Linked DNA regions of Mus musculus: region 1 is linked to region 2. The links are chromatin loops, found by intact Hi-C in ENCODE. Cell type or tissue: heart. All regions are shown on one strand. Each heading gives the region's core, and the rest is flanking DNA. Links, peaks and the distances in the headings are about the cores only. Region 1 holds the start of Ercc1 (excision repair cross-complementing rodent repair deficiency, complementation group 1). Region 2 overlaps Snrpd2 (small nuclear ribonucleoprotein D2).

Region 1 (8,263 bases), core at 1-8,000, 190 kb before region 2:
GTCACCATCACACTCCCTGAGGTCATCTTGTAAATAGTGATCGGCAGCAGCATCTAGGCTCTGCCATGGCTGAGTTCCCGGGAGGTAGCGGTCTCTCCAGTTCCCCTCCCCAGCTCAAGGTCAAAGCACTCGGGCAGCCCAGGCTCTAACCCATCCAGAAAGCATAGAGAACACACACTGTCTCCTATGCTGGGACACAGCGGTGACCAGGACAGGCCCAGTTCTTATGGACTCTGCCCCCAGTTCCAGACTTGTCTCTCCTGAGCCCCTGGACCATCTGCTATGCACCCTCACCCGGATTCTTGAGACTTCTGGAATTTCCTGACTCACAGATAGCATCTAGCATGGACTTCCTAAGGCCCGAGGGACTCCTGAGGGAACGGAACACCTTGTATTCGCCTGGGTGACTCATAGTGCTCCTATTTGGCCCAGAACAGACCTAGAGGACCCATGCTCAGAATTCAGGGTTCGGAATTGTCTGCCCCAAGCCCACCTCCACAGAGGAAGGGCTCAAGGTTCACCAGTAGCTAGGGACGGCATCTATCCAAGCCCGTGTCATAATTCTACTGTAACCCAAAAGGACTGAGTTCAAAAGCTCCCATGCCATAACACCCTAGGCATGAAGTGAACGGAGGAGTTGATGCATAGAGAAAGCAGGGAACGGATGCACCAAGTAACTCCTTCAAGCTACCACAGACATCAAAAGCCTCCGTTCTAAAGCGGGGCAGGAGGCTGGGCGTGGTGGTACACGCCCTTAGTCGGAGGCAGACACAGGTGAGGTCTCTAAGTTTGAGGCCGGCCAGGCGACATCACTTGGGCAGCATTTCAGTGACTTCTGAGGTTCTCCCTACAGGTTCTGAGGAAATGATCAGACCTGGGGACAGGAGCCAAGCTGCCTAAACAGAGTGACAGCCCTAGCAGGGAGGGCTGGGGCACCCTGAACCCATGAGCTCATAGGCCAATGCATGAATGGTGGGGTATCTACAGGAAGGAATAAATGAATGAATGAAGGGGTGTGTATATTAATGAATGAATGCAGAAATTAATGAAGTGACAAATGCATGAAGAAGGCATGAGTAAACAGAGCCCATCAGAATCCCCAGGGGCCCATCCCCCGCTCTCACCTGCCTCGGGCTCACGATGATGCTATTAGACTTTGCTCCTGTTTTCAGGGTCTGGCTGGGGTTCTCTCCTGCCGCAGGTTCAGAGCCTGTGGGCACTGTGGCCCCAGCCCCTCCTGGAGGCTGGGTGATGGCGTACTCAGCATACGTCTGAGGGGCCACGTGGGCTGAGGTTGCTGGGATGGTGGGATTCCGTGACGATCTGAATAAGGGCTTGACCTGTGGAGAGAAGGGAGGACTGGAGATGAGGAAGAAACACTGAGGTCCTCCCCCTCCTCCCAGATGCTCCCCGGGGCTAAGAATAAGCAAGGGCTGGGGCTATGGCTCAGTTGTGTGTCTCAGCGAGCCAGGCACAGTGGTGCACACCTGTCATCCGAGCACTCGGGAGGCAGAGGCTGAGATGCTCTAGGCTGTCCCTATAGCCCTGCCTCTGGGCCCACCCCTCCTGTGGATGCAGCACCCATCTGCTCAGGCTCCTCAGCTTGCTCACCTCAGAGCCTCTGGACTAGCTTCCCCTCCAGTCAGTTGTCCCATGGCCCATTCCCTTATTACTCCTCCTGGCCAGATCCTTCAGAAGACGTCACAAGTACAGGGATTTTTGTTGGTAGTTACTTTTTGGGACAGGGTTTCTTTGTGTGTCCCTGGCTGTCCTGGAACTCACTGTGTAGACCAGGCTGGCCTCAAACTCAGAGATCCACCTGCCTCTGCCTCCCGAGTGCTGGGATTAAAGGCGTGTGCCACCACACTTGGCCTGTTGTGCTTTGTTTTTGAATCAGACTCTCACTATGTAGCTCAGGCTAGCCTGGAACTTATGATGGTCCTCCTGCCTCAGCATCTCCAATGCTGGGATTTGAGGTGTTTGCCAACATGCTTGACTCAGATGTCTTTCTTGTTTCTTAAGATCTACTTATTTTTGTTCATGTATAAGTGTCTGTGTGTGTATGCCATATGTGTGCCCATGTGTGGTGTGTGCCTATAGAAGCCACGAGAAGGTGTTGGGTCCCTGCAGCTGGACTTATAGGTAATTGATTGTGAGCTATCTGACATGGGAGCATGAACCAAATCTGGATTCCCTAGAAAAAACAGAAAATCCTTTTTTTTTAAAAGACTTTAGCAATGGGCATTGATGGCTCATACATTTTTTTAAAGATTTATTTATTTATTATATATAAGTACACTGTAGCTCTCTTCAGACGCCCCAGAAGAGGACATCAGATCCCACCCATTATAGATGGTTGTGAGCCACCATGTGGTTGCTGGGATTTGAACTCATGACCTCTGGAAGAGCAGTCAGCGCTCTTAACCATTAAGCCATCTCTTCAGCCCTGGCTCATATATTTAATGCCTATCTCAAAACCAAAACCAAACAAAAACGGCCCAAGCAACCTTAGTGAATGCCTCATCTAACCAGCTTCCATGTTTCCTTTTAAATTCTTATTTTATTAGTATTGAGTGTTTTGCCTGCATGTATATACATGCACCATGTACATTCTTGGTTGCCCTCAGTGGTCAAAAGAGGGCACTGGATCCCCTGGAACTGGAATTACAGCCGGTTGTAAGCCACCATATGGATGTTAGGGAACTGAACCTGGGTCCTCTGCAAGAGCAACTAATGCATTTAAGTGCTGAGCCATCTCTTTAGATCACCAATTTCTTTTTCTTAGAGGACAAAAACTTCCATTTCTAGCCTTTGGTGGTGGCCGCACACCTTTGATCCTAGCACTTGGGAAGCAGAGAGAGGCAGAGCTCTGTGAGATCCAGAACAGCCAGGGCTACACAGAGAAATCAAAAAAACTTAGATAGATGGATAGATAGACAGACAAACAGCCAGTTTCCAACTCTTAAATGTCAAATCCAGAGCCAAGGAGACGGCTCAGGGGACAGTGGTGCCTGACACCTAAGCTTGAAGCCTGAAAGTTACCAGATGGAGGCAGAGAATTGACCTCCACACAAATGCCCTGGCAAGTACACCCCCAACCCACACTACATAAAGAAATGTAAAAACAAAGCAAAATAATAACAGAAAAAGGTCAGATCCAAATCCATAACTTGAAAACCCAGAATACTGCTTATACAAAACCCATAGCTGAGTTTAGTGTTGTGAAATGCACCTGGAAGTTCCTATCACTTGAGAGATGGAGACAGGAGGATTGCTGCAAGTTTTAGGTCATAGCAAGGCTCAAGAAAGAAAAAAAGAAAGAAAAGAAAAGAAAGAAGGAAGGGGGGGCAGGCAAGATGGCTCAGTGGGTAAAGGTACTTGCCAGCTTCGTGACCTCACTCAGTTCAGTCCTGAGGATCTACACAGTACAAGGATAAAATCAAGTCCCACGGGTTATCTTTTGCCCTTCACAGGAGCTTCACAGCACTCATCCATGTGTGTACAGACAGCACAAAGACATGTTTTAGAGGCCAGAGAGATGCCTTCTCAGTTAAGAGCACTGGCTGCTCTTCAAGAGGATCTGGATTCAATTCCAGGTCTAGGGGAGCCAATGACTTCTGGCCTCTGCAGGTCTACATGCATGTAGTGCACAGACATACAGGCATGCAAAACATCCACACAAAAAACAAAAGGATGTTCCATTGCTATAACCTCAGCACTTGGGAAGTGGAGATGGGAGGAACTGGATTTAAGGCCAACCCTAGCTACACATCAATTTCAAGGCTAGCCCAGGAAACATGTGACCCAATCGAAGACCCAAACTAAACAAACAAAAGCTATCACTGGCCATTGCCCAGCTGCCAGCCTCTCCCTTAACCACCCTGTCATGCCATTTTACCAACGGGCAAACCGAGGATTGCAGAGCATGGCAGGTTATTTTTCCAAAGCAACCCAAGCCTAAACTCACACCGTAGTCCCAGGGATCCTTTTAACTCCCAAGAGCCCCCAAGTCTTCGCTCTTACCCCTGCACAGGGCACCTCTTCTTCCTCCAGTGGGATAACAAACTTCCTCCTGGTGGGTGGTCCTGAGGGCTGTGGCCGACTTTCCTCGTCCTTCCCAGGGTCCATCTGGGGCCTGAAAGGCGTGGCGACATCGTCGTAGGCATTTCCATATTCCAGAGGGAAACTCTGGCTCACAGTGGTATCCCCACCCCATCCCACAAAAGGTTGCCCGGTTCGCTAGCGTTAGGTTCCAGAGGACCAACCAGTGGGCCCGCCCCTTTCCTCCTTCTCACTCCGGATTGGTCTACGGGTCTTATAGCCCCGCCTACCTGCTATTACTCCCGCACGACACTCGCTCAGAGGCAATTGGCCCCGCCCCCAGGGGCACACCTGGATGCTTTCGCCTCGCCCAGTCCCGGCCTAGTCTCAGCCTCCGCAATGATTGGCTTCTTCCGCTGCCAATCATCAATCCCCGGCCTCCATCCACCTCCACCCTGTCCCTCTCGGTCCTAGCTCTGCGTCTAAGCACTGCCAAAACTCACCTGGTCTTTCCCGATGCCTAGAAGGAAATACCACGGGGGGAAACAGAGGCGACACAACGCCAGCACAGCCAGCACAACTCCTGCTAGACTCACTTCCGGCCGCTCTGGCCCTTCGCTCGTCTCGCTGCTCCCCGGAGGAGTTAGAGCGGGGAACTCTATTCGCGCTGCTCTCTATGGTCCTGGAGGACCGCTGTGGTTTGGGGCGGATGGAAGCTTGTGCATCTTGGTACCTGGGAGACTTTGACTTCAAGTAGTTGTGTTCCAAGGCCCTCTTGAGCGCTTCCCAGACTCCAGATCCGGCTCAGTGATGATCAAAGGAGGTGGGGGAGGGAAAGGAGGAAAGGAGAGAGAGACAGAGACAAAGAGAGAGAGAGACAGAGAGAGAGAGAGAGAGAGAGAGAGGAGGGAGGTGAGATTTCAGAGGACGCCCTCCCTGTAAGCGTGGGTGGACTCAGCCCACAGACATTGACTCACTCATTCTAAGCCATTCCCCACTTGCATCCCAAGCAGGGACTGATACCGACAGCTGTGGCTTAAAGTCCAGTGGGACAGTCAGACAGGGACAACCCAGAGCGGGCAGGGTCGGGAAGGGAGAGCCCAGAGGACATTGAGCCCGTGTTAGGGGGCACCTGACCCAGCTGGGGTGTGAGGACGGGCTTCCTGAAGGAAGGGACACCTGTGTTCCGAGACCTGGGCCCCATGAATGACTTAGTATGACTCATTTCCTGGAAGGACAGTTTCACCCCGTTCCAACTTGTAGTTCTGTGATTGCTAAGGAAATAGTTTAATGGTCTTATATATTTTTTGTTCTTGCTCATTTCCTTTGCCTATTCCTTTTAACAAAGATTGGCTCATATCCTTTGCCCATTTTTTCGAAATGAGCAATTCAACGGTTTTTTAAATTAAAAAGGGGGAGGAAAAGGAGATGAGCATCTTTTGATTACCGCCCATTTGTTGGAGTGATGCTTAAGGGCTGATGCTGTTAGTCACTTCATTAGGCTGCAAATCTTTCCTTCGAGTTCATACTTTTAAAAATTCTCCATTTAAAATTTTGCATGCATTTACCAACGTATTCTCCATTTTCTTTTGGTCTTCGTGTATTGAGAGAGGGCACGCCCAAAGGTCATCATATGTAATCCCTCTATATCTTTTTTAATGTTTTCCTAGTTGTGAGGTGTGTGTGTGTGTGTGTGTGTGTGTGTGTGTGTACAAGCACATGCCTACGCTGTGAATTCTAGGCAGAGACACTACTATTGAGCCATGGCCCCAGGCCTTTGGAAGTGTGATACAAAACAGAACTATTAATAGTAGCCAGGCGAAATGGCTCACACATTTAATCCCAACACACGAGGCAGAGACAGGCGGATCTCGGTGAGTTCGAGGACAGCATGACCTACAGAGTGATTTCCAGGTCAGCCAGAGCTACAAAATAAGATCCTGACTCAAAACTAGTTAATTTATCAAATTTAATAGTAAGTAACCGTTGATCCTAGGAAGGAAAGGGGTTGAGCTGCCAAGGAATCAGAGTGCCGTGCATAAGCCTTGCCATTAGAGGGCGCGCCTGAACCGTGTGTTCTGTGAAGGAAGCGCTGACAGAGGCAAGTTCCCACTGAATGCCTTAGTTTCTCTACCTGGAATCATTTGCTGAGGTTAAAAGGGTGCAGTAAGACCGCAGTGAGTGGTGGCAACCACCAGCACGCATGTAAACCCAGCACCGAGAACGCTGAGGCAGGAGGACTGGAGCAAGTTCCAAACTAGCTTATGTCCTACTTAGTGACTTCCAGCCCAGCCTGTGCCACAAAGCAAGACCCTGAACAAAACAAACAAAAAAACCAAAACCTCTGGATGTATTGGTGTCAACCCTAACACTGGAGAAGCAGAAGCAGGCGATCTATGTGAGTTCAAGGGCAGCCTGATCTATACAGTGACTTCCATATCAGCCAGGGATACATAGGAAGACTCTCCCACTACCCCCTCCCCCATGAAAAAAGAACCAGGGACTGGAGAAATGGCTCAGAAGTTAAGAACACTGACTACTCTTGCTGAGGACTAGATTCACAGCATTCACAACCATCTGTGACTCCAGTTGCAGGGGATCTGACGCCCTTTTCAGACCTCCTAAGGTACCAAGTACACAGAACACTCATACACATAAAACAAAACAGAATTACATGCCATTTAAAAAATAAAATACAAGGACGCGTGTCTCTGAATCTCTGAAATGTCAGAGAGCGAGCGTGTGTGAGATACCAAGCTAAGTAGAATCCTAACTCCGTGTGTGAGATGTGTTTCTCCCACAGGGCAAAGGTATCCCAAGTCTTGAACCTGCAACTCTCGTCTCTACCGCCAGGGGTCGCCTGCGCCCCGCTATTATAGGATTCTCGGGTGGGTTGGGAAGGACCACGCGGGATGCTCAGGACCCAGCGGGAAGGCGGCGAGCATCCCTACCGCAGCCAACCTGCGTCCCGACCGCCCACGGCTGTGACTTTGAGTCGTTTGCATTAGTCAAGGGCGGGAAAAGTTCCTCCTAGTTCTTCAGCATCCCCAAGTTTGCTTTCTGTGTTCAATTTCTGCACTGAGCCTTGCATATCCAGATCGAGGTCCTCCCACTCGGGGGCTTTGAGTTCAAATGATCCCACTTTGAGTTCAAATGATCTCTCTTAGCATCCCGGTCAAGCTTTCCTCCTGGGTTTCTTCCTCCTGTATCAAGTACGGTTCTGTTCCCCTCTGCACTCCAGAAGGGATGGAGAACTGGGGGCTTGGACTAAAAAGGAGCTGGACAGCTGGAGACCCTCAAAGGTTCCGCCTGCGGCGGCGAGGGTGGGGGACCACAGTGACCAGGCCGGCGTCCCCACCCGCCTCTAAACTTAGCCGCGGTGACGGCGATCGCGGCGGGCCGGGGACACAGGGGGCCCGAGCAGAGAGGGGGGCTGGCTCGCCTCGGCTGTGAGAGCTTCTATTTATAGTGCCCGGAGCCCGAAATAGCGTGGAGCAGAGCGGCCTGGATGACGCGGGAGCCGCCCGGGGCTGACTCACCCGGCCCGGAGTGGAGGCCCCCGGATGGGGGGACAGTGGAGCGCACCGGACCCGACCCCCGCGCCTTCACGGACACCTCTTCTACTACTGCACCTCAATGTGTCCACTGGGACAATGTGTCCGTGGATGAATAGATACACAGCAAAAGATGTTTGTAGCAGAGGCACTGCAGTTGGATTAAGGGAAGAACTTCCACCAAAGAAATTGGACCAGGTAGGAACACGTGCTTCTCACTAGGAGGAGTACTGAAATGTTTTAGGCATGGCGGCGCAGACTCATTGACCACAGACAGCCATCGTTCCATAACGTGTCTTCTGTACTGCCCCACCCCCACCCCCAACCCCTGGAATGTTCCTCCTGCCTGGAGTGCTTATCCCTGCCTCCAAAGACTTGAGAACTCATACGCTTACTTTAGAGCGCTGTCCCTCTGACCTAGTGGCCTGGGATAAATGAGCGGTGTCCAGGGCAACACGAGACAGAGCTAAAGATAAATTTAATCTAGCCGATTAGCATGGATTGAAAAGTGATGGCAAGAAGGAAAAATGGATCCAACAGCAGCTTGCTTTCTGTCCCTGCAGCAGGTGCCATGTGCAGGTGTGGCCCGGGAGCCTCGTTTTAACCCCGGGAGGGGCGCACTGCAAACCATGGTTAGTGTTGCACTGTGTCGCCTACACCTGGGCCAC
Region 2 (8,325 bases), core at 88-8,087:
TATTTATTTATTTATTGTATATGAGTACACTGTAGCTATCTTCACACACACCAGAAGAGGATCCCATTACAGATGGTTGTGAGCCACTATATGGTTGCTGGGAATTGAACTCAGGACCTCTGGAAGAGCAGTCTGAGCTCTTAAGCGCTGAGCCATCTCTCTAGCCCAAGGTGCAGAATTGAAGGACGTAGAAAGTTCCAAAACGTGAGGCCAACGCTGATGTGCTTGCCTTCCCTAGTCCCTACCCTGCTGGACCCAACTGAGCCTCAGTCTTCTCCCTAAAGTGGGGATAGCACCAGTCTCCCCGGTGAGACTGTGCATTCGTTAAAGGAAGCAAGAACAGATGGAGCACATATGCACCTAGCAACAGCCAGGAGCCAAATGGTCGGCCCCCTATTCTGTGAGAGACGGAGGGAACACTCTATGTAAACAGCCAGTCACACAACTAGGGGAACGTCCCAGAATGAAGATCCCTGAGGCAAGAGGGTAGCTAGTGTGCTGGAGGGTGGTGAGGGTGCCTGCAACTCCAGAGCAATTGGGGCGAGCGAGAGGCAAGAGCTAAACAACAGGGGCAGAAAAGCGAGAGAGGGGCCAGGACTCCAAGCGCAACTTCAATTTTGTCTTTTTTCCTCTTCTGGAAAGGGAGATGTGTGATCTGAATTCGATATTAATGGGATTGTAGAAGATCCTAGGAATATCTTGATAATAGCCCATGTTCATATCTGACTTCATGAATCAATTTAAGCCAGGTATTGGGGCTCACACCTGTATTCTGTCTCTAGCTCGCTAAGCATGTGCTCCAATACTGAGAAGACCTCAAGCTCCATAATTAATTAATAATTATTATTTTAAAAGATTTATTTATTTAATATAAGTACACTGTCATTGTCTTCAGACACACCAGCAGAGGGCATCAGATCCCATTACAGATGGTTGTGAGCCACCATGTGGTTGCTGAGAATTGAACTCAAGACCTCTGGAAGAGCAGCCAGTGCTCTTAACTCCTGAGGTACCTCTCCAGCCCTAATTATTATTTTTGAGGTTGAGTCTCACCATGCAGTTCTGGTTGGACATAGAAGTCTGTGTGGACAAGGATATACTCCAACTCATAGAGAACTGTCTCCCTCTGCCACCAGAGTGCTGGAATTAAAGGCATGTGCCACCACACACAGCTAAGTACTACGTCGTTTTACACATTAATTCTGCACCTCTTCCAACCACCGCCTTCATTTTTCCAGGCGAGGAAAGGGAGGCACAGAGTGGTTTGACTGCTTGCCTCAAATGTGGAAAGCAGGGAATAGCGTTCTACACTCAGGACGTTCAACTTCCAACACTTGTTCTCGGCCTTTGGGGGTCCGAGGAGCATTACAGAGAGTTGGTAGCCAGTGAGCAGGTGCCCTCAGTACCTAGGACTAGGCCTGTAACAGCCACAGTACTTTGAGGCTGGAAACAATGAGTCCACAGCAGCGATCTGATCTCGCTCCTCCTCTGACAGGGTTTCCTGGTGAGCGTGCTCTACTGCTTCATCAACAAAGAGGTAGGAGAGGCTGGCCCGCCCGTGCCCCCTGGCGGCCACCCTGGGAACAGCGTCACCCTGAGCGCCCGGCGTTGCAGGTGCAGTCGGAGATCCGCCAGGGTTGGCGCCACCGCCGCCTGCGTCTCAGTCTTCAAGAGCAGCGTCCACGTCCGCACCAGGAACTCGCCCCCCGGGCTGTGCCTTTGAGCTCTGCGTGCCGAGAAGCTGCCGTTGGCAACGCCTTGCCCTCTGGGATGCTGCATGTGCCTGGGGATGAGGTCTTGGAAAGTTACTGCTAGGTAAAGGGACCCCCGTGTCTGTACAGTTAGCATGTATTCAGAGCCTACTGTGTACCAGCCCCAAGTGGAGCAATGCTGGGGAAATGGAGGCGAAGGAACCGGAAAACAAGGTCCCCACGTGTATATATTTGTGGAGGAATCGTTTATGAAAAGAATTGAGGTGTCTAGGACAATCAACTGGAAGGCAATTGGGATAGACATGATGCTTAGGTCATGGGTCATGTTTGAAAGAAGTGACTGGAGACCTCTTGAAGAGTTGGAGGACAAGATTGCTGGCAGATGGAACAGCATTCAAAAAGGTCTTGGGAACAGGAAGAATGGAGAAAGGCTTCCGTGGCTCCACTGGAAAAAGCGAGGGCCTCCAGATGGGAAGAAGTGGGCAGGGGGTGCAGAAACTGGAATTTCATCCCAGGCTCACTGAAGATTTGATTATTTTTACTTTACGTGTACGATTGTTTTGTCTGTGTGTACGGATGTACACCGCAGGCATGCAGCCCCTGCATATGCTTGAAGGGCAGAAGACCCCTGGGACTGGATGGTTGTCAGCCTCCATGTAGGTTAACAGAACTCCATCTCTCCAGCCCTCCACCCCCAAGATTCTTAGCAGCAGTGTCTCCTGGGCTGTTTTCCATGGTTCTCTGTTCGTTATTAGGGGCAGTGAGTTGGGAGCCCAGTGAGAGGAATGTAGGTGGCTGGACCAGAACGGAGGCCACAGAGAGGTGGGAAGGATTTGTTGAGGGATCCCAGGATCAAAGGAGACTGCCATGACCAAAGGAGAGAGGTTCAAAGGCTCTGGGGTGGGAGGCTCTTTGCCTGTGTTAGGCTGTGGGAGAAGCCGAGCAGCAGGACACAGAGCTATATGAGTGAGAGCTGGCAGCCAAGCAAGAGGGCCTGGGGTCAGTGAGGTAGACAGATCCTTCCGCCTCCCAGACACACCCACCCCCACCCCACAGCCATTCACACCACACCCCTCCTTTATTAGTAGCGGCTGCTGGATTTTTCCCCAAGGTTCCCAGAAAGATGTGTCTCATAGCTGACTCACACTCCACGATTTAAGACTTTGGCTTCTGGTGGAGTGGAGACTGTAGTAAATCAAGCTTCTTTACGGAGTGGGAGGAGGCCAGGCTAGAAAGGGAGATGACTAGGGTGTGTGTGAGGTCGTCTGCTGTAGATGAGTGAGGCTCAACTGGAGCAATGTGTTGGCGCAAAAACCCCACGAACACCACACTGCTACTGTACCCTGCCCTGAGCTAATCTCTATTGAAATCTAAGACATATGTACAATTAAAGTCGTGCATGTGAGCATGCTGCTTGTTTGGAAGGCAACACAGAAATATCAGACCCAGACAAGGGGTGGCGCTGTAACCCCAGCATCTGGGAGGCTTAGCTGAAAGAACACAGGTTGGCTATCTGAACCTCGGAGATCGTCTCAAACAGCAAAAGCAGCGGGAACCAGCCTTGCTCAGTTCTTAATTGGGCTACTGCATTAGCTGTCACTAAACTCCGTCTGAGGACCTCCACTTTGGCTTTTATCTCTGGAAAGGATTATCTGAAGGCAATCAAAGGCGGAGGCTGAACTGTTGCATGTTCAAAACCAGCCTTATTTACTTGCCTAGTCTCAGACCAGTTAGAGCTAGCCTTTTCCCCAATCCCATCATCCAAGAAGCTGAGGCAGAAGTGTTGCTCCAATCTGAGGCCAGCCTAGGCTATATAACAAGACCCTGTCAAAACAGAAAGGGCCAGGGGAGATGGCTCACTCAGTGGGCAAAGTGCTGGCCACAACAGTCTTGGGACCAGAACTCTGGCCCATAGTGCCCACATACGGGGAAGAGTGAAGATTTCCCATGTGACCCCAGGTCTCCATAACATACAAATGTGTGCACATGTACCCATTTACATGTGAACACACATATGCACACATACAAACTACCCCTGTCACATGCAATTAAGAAAAAAAAAAAAGGTAGATAAAAGCACCGTTTGGACAGCCAGGTATCCTGGACTGTAACCCTGACATTCAGAGAGGCAAGCGAAGTTTCCATGTCTGGTGAGGAGTGTTCAGGGTGACAGACAGGGCAGGAACTACAGCTTTGAGCCTGTGACCTGAAGACTCAGTCCAGTCCTGCTCCTGGGTGAAATAAGTGGGCTTCACTGGACTGACATTGCCCACCAGCTTGGCTGCAAAGCTTACAATTTTACTTTTATTATTTACTTGGGCTTTTTGAGACAGGGTGTCTCAGTGTAGTCCTGGCCATCCAGAATACATAGCTCTAAAGGCCCAGCAGCCACACTGGCACTCTGTAGGTCACCACACGGAGTGGCCGGCTGTCTTCCTCCATGGCAGTCGCCAACTTCCCTGGCAAGAGACCAACTCCCTTTCTTTTCCTTCCCAGAATGCAGAGGGAGGTTGCAGGTTTTGTGAGCCAGGAGGCTCCGATCCTAGGTTCTCAGTGCAAACTGACGAAGCCCAGTGGGGAGCAGAGGCCTCCCTGCCTGGCCCTGCTTCTCCTCAGCACTCGAGAGCCTCAGGAGCAGGGGAGGGCAGGTGCCCAACTTTACCGGCTTGGCATCGTGGGAGACCATTAAGTGGGAGGAGATGGAGGGGGCGCCCAGACCCCAGCCTGTACTTTTCCAAATGTATTTTCAATGGAGTCTTTTCTTTTTGAAAGGAACTCACTATGCCTGGCTCACCAGGAATTTACCATGTAGACCCAGGCTAGCCTTGAACTTGCAGCCAATTCTGCCTCAGCCTCTTAAGCTGTAGGGATGGATCACGGGTACACTCATGTTTGCTTTCATTTTACTTGTTTTTTTTGTTTTGTTTTTGTTTTTGGAGTCAGGGTTTCTCTGTGTAGCCCTGGCTGTCCTGGAACTCACTCTGTAGACCAGCCTGGCCTCGAACTCAGAAATCCACCTGCCTCTGCCTCCTGAGTGCTGGGATTTTACTTGTTTTTGAGGCGGGGTTTCTCTGTGTGGCTCTGGCTGTACTGGAACTTGCTCTGTAGATCAGACTGGCCTCACAAAGATTTCCCTGCCTCTGACCAGGCTATCCTGGAACTCAGAAATCTGCCTATCTGCCTGCTTCTGCCTCCTAAGTGCTAGGATTAAAGGCATATGCCACCACTGTCTGGCCTGTTTTTGTATCTAATTTTAATCCATGTGTATTTGTGTGCAGGTGCCCAAGGAAGGTAGAATGTTGGATCCCTCAGGTTCTGTTACAGGTGGTTTGGAGTTGCCACATATGGGTGCTAGGCATTAAACTTGGTAGCCACTGAGCCATTTCACCAGCCCTGGCTGCCTATCAGGATGTAGCTTCATTATCTCTTACATGGGTGACTTTGGGACATGTCAATGCTTTTCCTGAATCTCAGTGGTTTCAACTGAATGAGCTTAGGATAGCTGTGGTGACGTAGGTCTGTTATCCTAGTTGCTTGGAAGATTATGGCTGGGGGATTACAAGCTCAAGGCCAGCCTGGGAAACTTCCTAAGAAGTTTCCTGTCTTAATGGAAGGACTGGGGAGATGGTTCAGTGGTTAGAAGCATTTGCGATATAAGCATGAGACCCTCAATTAGAATCTGTAGCATGGGGTGGAGACAGAATTGCTGGAGTTTGCTGGGCATCAGCCTGGTTCTGTTCAATGAGAGACTCTGTCTCAAGGGAATTAAGGGCAGTGTTAGAGGACACCTAATATTGTACTTGGGCACATATATATATATGTAAGTGAATGGAGGGCTGGGGATTTAGCTCATGGGGGAGAGCTTGCTAAGCATATGAGACCCTAGGTCCAATTCTCAGGACCACAAAAGAACAAAAGAGAGAGCTCTAAAGTACACAACAAAGCTGTTCTTTCTGGCAGCAGCTCAGGGAACACATGCAAGTTTTCTTGGCTGCAGGCTTCGAAGTTCTGTACAGGGACGCACAGGATAACGTTAGCTGTGACTTCCACAGTTCAGGAGGACAGCTAGGCTGAATGGTGGTAGCTCATACCTTTAATCCCAGGACTCATGAGGCAGAAGCAGGGGGAATCTGAGTTTGAGGACAGCCTGGTCTACAAAGTGAGTTCCAAGACTGCCAGGACTATAGAGAGAAATTCTGTCTTGAAAAGAAAAAAGAAAGAGGACAGCTAAAGGGCCAGAGAGATGGCTTAACAGTTAAGAGCACTTGTTGCTCTTGTAGAAGACCCAGGTTTTTTTCCCAGCACCCACATGGCTGCCTCACCACCACATGTAACTACCTCTAGGGGCATCCAACTCTCCTTTTCTGGCTCCTATGGGTACCAAGAACAGACACATCCAGGCAAAACACCCATACATGTTTTATATACATGTAAAGAGGGCAGAGACTCCTGACCTCCAGCCCATGATCGCCTGGGAGGACACAGACAGAGATACCAGATAGACAGAGTTGTGGGTAGAGCAGAAGGCCCTGGGTCCTCCACGAGCCTCTTAAATAGGCTTCCCTTTCCCACTTGCACATTGTCAGAGAATCCCTCTGTCCACAATACACAAAAGTCCAATTAAACTGTCTCCTTTGCAGACAGGGCTGTTATATACCGCAGCACCCACAGGCCCTGTCCTAGTGCTCAGCCCAACACACTCTTTTAAGACCCAAGAGCAGAGAAGACCACTGGAAAACATAAAAACCAAAAAGCACAGGGTTTTATTTCTCGCCCACTGGGCAGGGTTCTGCAGGCCTTCGCAGGGCAGGGAGCAGGCTCTACTTGCCAGCGATGAGTGGGTTCCGCAGCACCACGATGACCGAGTCCCCGCGCAGGAACATCTTGGAGATGTAGCGGTCCTTGTTGACAGGCTTGGATTTCTTCTTGCCCTTGCCGCTCTTGGGAACCTCAGTCCACATCTCCTTCACATTTTCCAGCACCATGTTGCAGTGCCTGATGGGGTAGGGGTGGGGGGGGAAGCTGGAGTAAGGGGGGGCATTCCGAGTGCCCACCTTTGCCTGGCACTGTGTGAACTCTCCAGCAGCAGGCATAAGGAAAGCCCAGGCTCCACAGTGGGGATGGGCAGGCTGCAAAGTGATTTCACTTTATAGTGTCCCTTCTGTGCCTCAGTTTCCCCCTTCATGAAATGGAGACAGTCTATTTCATAGGGCTGGTGTGAAGATTGGATGAATAAAGAACTCAGGACCCAGCAGAGTAAAGCCCACCAAAATGGCCCTGGCTCTGGCGTTAACTCTAACTCTGAGAGAAACAGCAGGAGAGAAGCACTTGCTCCCTCCAGAGGGTCTTAGGGTGCTGGGGTTAGACACGGCTCCCAACACGCGCACTCCAGTGCTGCACAGTCCTGTCCTCATGGGGCCGGGTGGCCATTGTTCACACTTGGATCAGTTCTTTCCACAAATGCTTGCTTGAGGACAGTGAATAAGAGCAAAGTACAGTGCCAGATGTGTATGGCTAAGTCACAAGGCAAGTCCCATGCTAACTAAAACAATAAAGCAGGACGGCATGCTTCATGCAATCCTGTAATCCCAGCGCTCGGGAGATGGGAGCAGGAGGATTAGAAGTGTAAGGTTAGCCTCTGCCACATCTGTAGCCAGTTCGAGCTACATAGTAAAGACCCTGTCTCAAAACAAACTACAAAGCAATACAAGATATTTGACACTGATGTCTGGTCTACAGATAAACAAATCAAATATCGAAATTCCAGTCCAATTTCCTGCCAGGGGATTCTGATAACTACTAGACATGTCCATAGCATACAGACTCATATGCAGACAAAACACCTAAACACGTAAGATATGTATTATAAAAAGGTTAAGCATCGCCACTTTCTACATTTTTGAGCTAGGTCGTGCCATGAGACACTGGCTGGCCTCCAACTCATAGTGATTCCCCGAGTGCTGAGATTAAAGGTGCTTTGTCACCGTGTGTGCCCACCTTATTATCCTTCTGGAATGACCTTTCCTTCAGGCCCCTCGGACCCAGACCCAGCCCTCCCCAAGACAGCACTCACCTGTCAAAGGCCTTCACCCGGCCCAGCAGCTTCTTGTTGTTGCGACAGTTAATGAGCACTTGCGTGTTGTTCTTGACCGACTGCGTGAGCACTGAGAGGGGACCTGTGTTGAATTCCTCCTCCTCCCGCTTCTGCAGCTCCTCTGGGGTCATCTCACTCTTGGGTTTATTGAGGAGACTCCTGGATAGAGAACCCAGGGGTGAGATGGGTTCAAGTTGGAAATGTACGTGATCAAAGCCACACTGTCCAGTGTCTCCCCAGCCCCCTTTCTGGTGCAGTCTTTTCTGGAGGCAGGAGAGACATTTCCATGGTAGCCTGCCCCGGCTCATCTACCTAACCTCTTCCACCCACCGCTGACCTTGAATTCTCAATTCTCCTGACTCCACTGCCTAAGGTCTGAGATGACAGAGGCTCACCATCATGCCTGGCAGTTGATTCTTCTTTCAAACCTTACTCTATCCTTATATCTTGTCATCTGCCACCATGGTACATCCAAACCTTGGCCCTTTCTATCCGCAACCTAAACTTCAATCATCTCTC

What was found. Peaks named below come from ENCODE experiments on the same cell type or tissue, not always from the same donor. Only the 100,000 strongest peaks of a DNase experiment are listed, where the experiment ranks them.
Region 1: it touches region 2 in a loop (2.0-fold over the local background); 2 of 42 quality-filtered maps call a loop at or near these places.

The regions. Positions count from the first base shown.
Region 1 is chr7:19,341,478-19,349,740 of GRCm38, reverse strand. Ercc1 (excision repair cross-complementing rodent repair deficiency, complementation group 1) reads right to left here and starts at 4,670. Exons shown (of 10, transcript NM_007948.2): 1 at 4,545-4,670; 2 at 4,024-4,135; 3 at 1,125-1,340. The coding sequence starts at 4,128. In heart, for the core only: CTCF peaks have their summits at 4,672 and 6,888; DNase peaks (open chromatin) are centred at 340, 4,380, 6,920, 7,510 and 3 weaker places; H3K4me3 peaks cover 4,127 bases; H3K27ac peaks cover 3,326 bases.
Region 2 is chr7:19,150,858-19,159,182 of GRCm38, reverse strand. It overlaps Snrpd2 (small nuclear ribonucleoprotein D2), which reads right to left. Exons shown (of 3, transcript NM_026943.1): 2 at 7,786-7,965; 3 at 6,457-6,707. The coding sequence ends at 6,533. It overlaps Gipr (gastric inhibitory polypeptide receptor), which reads left to right. Exons shown (of 14, transcript NM_001080815.1): 13 at 1,496-1,537; 14 at 1,615-2,058. The coding sequence ends at 1,815. Among named protein-coding and RNA genes, the nearest start is that of Snrpd2, 5.2 kb to the right of the region's middle. In heart, for the core only: a CTCF peak has its summit at 3,172; DNase peaks (open chromatin) are centred at 1,562 and 7,862; H3K4me3 peaks cover 842 bases; H3K27ac peaks cover 796 bases; H3K27me3 peaks cover 552 bases.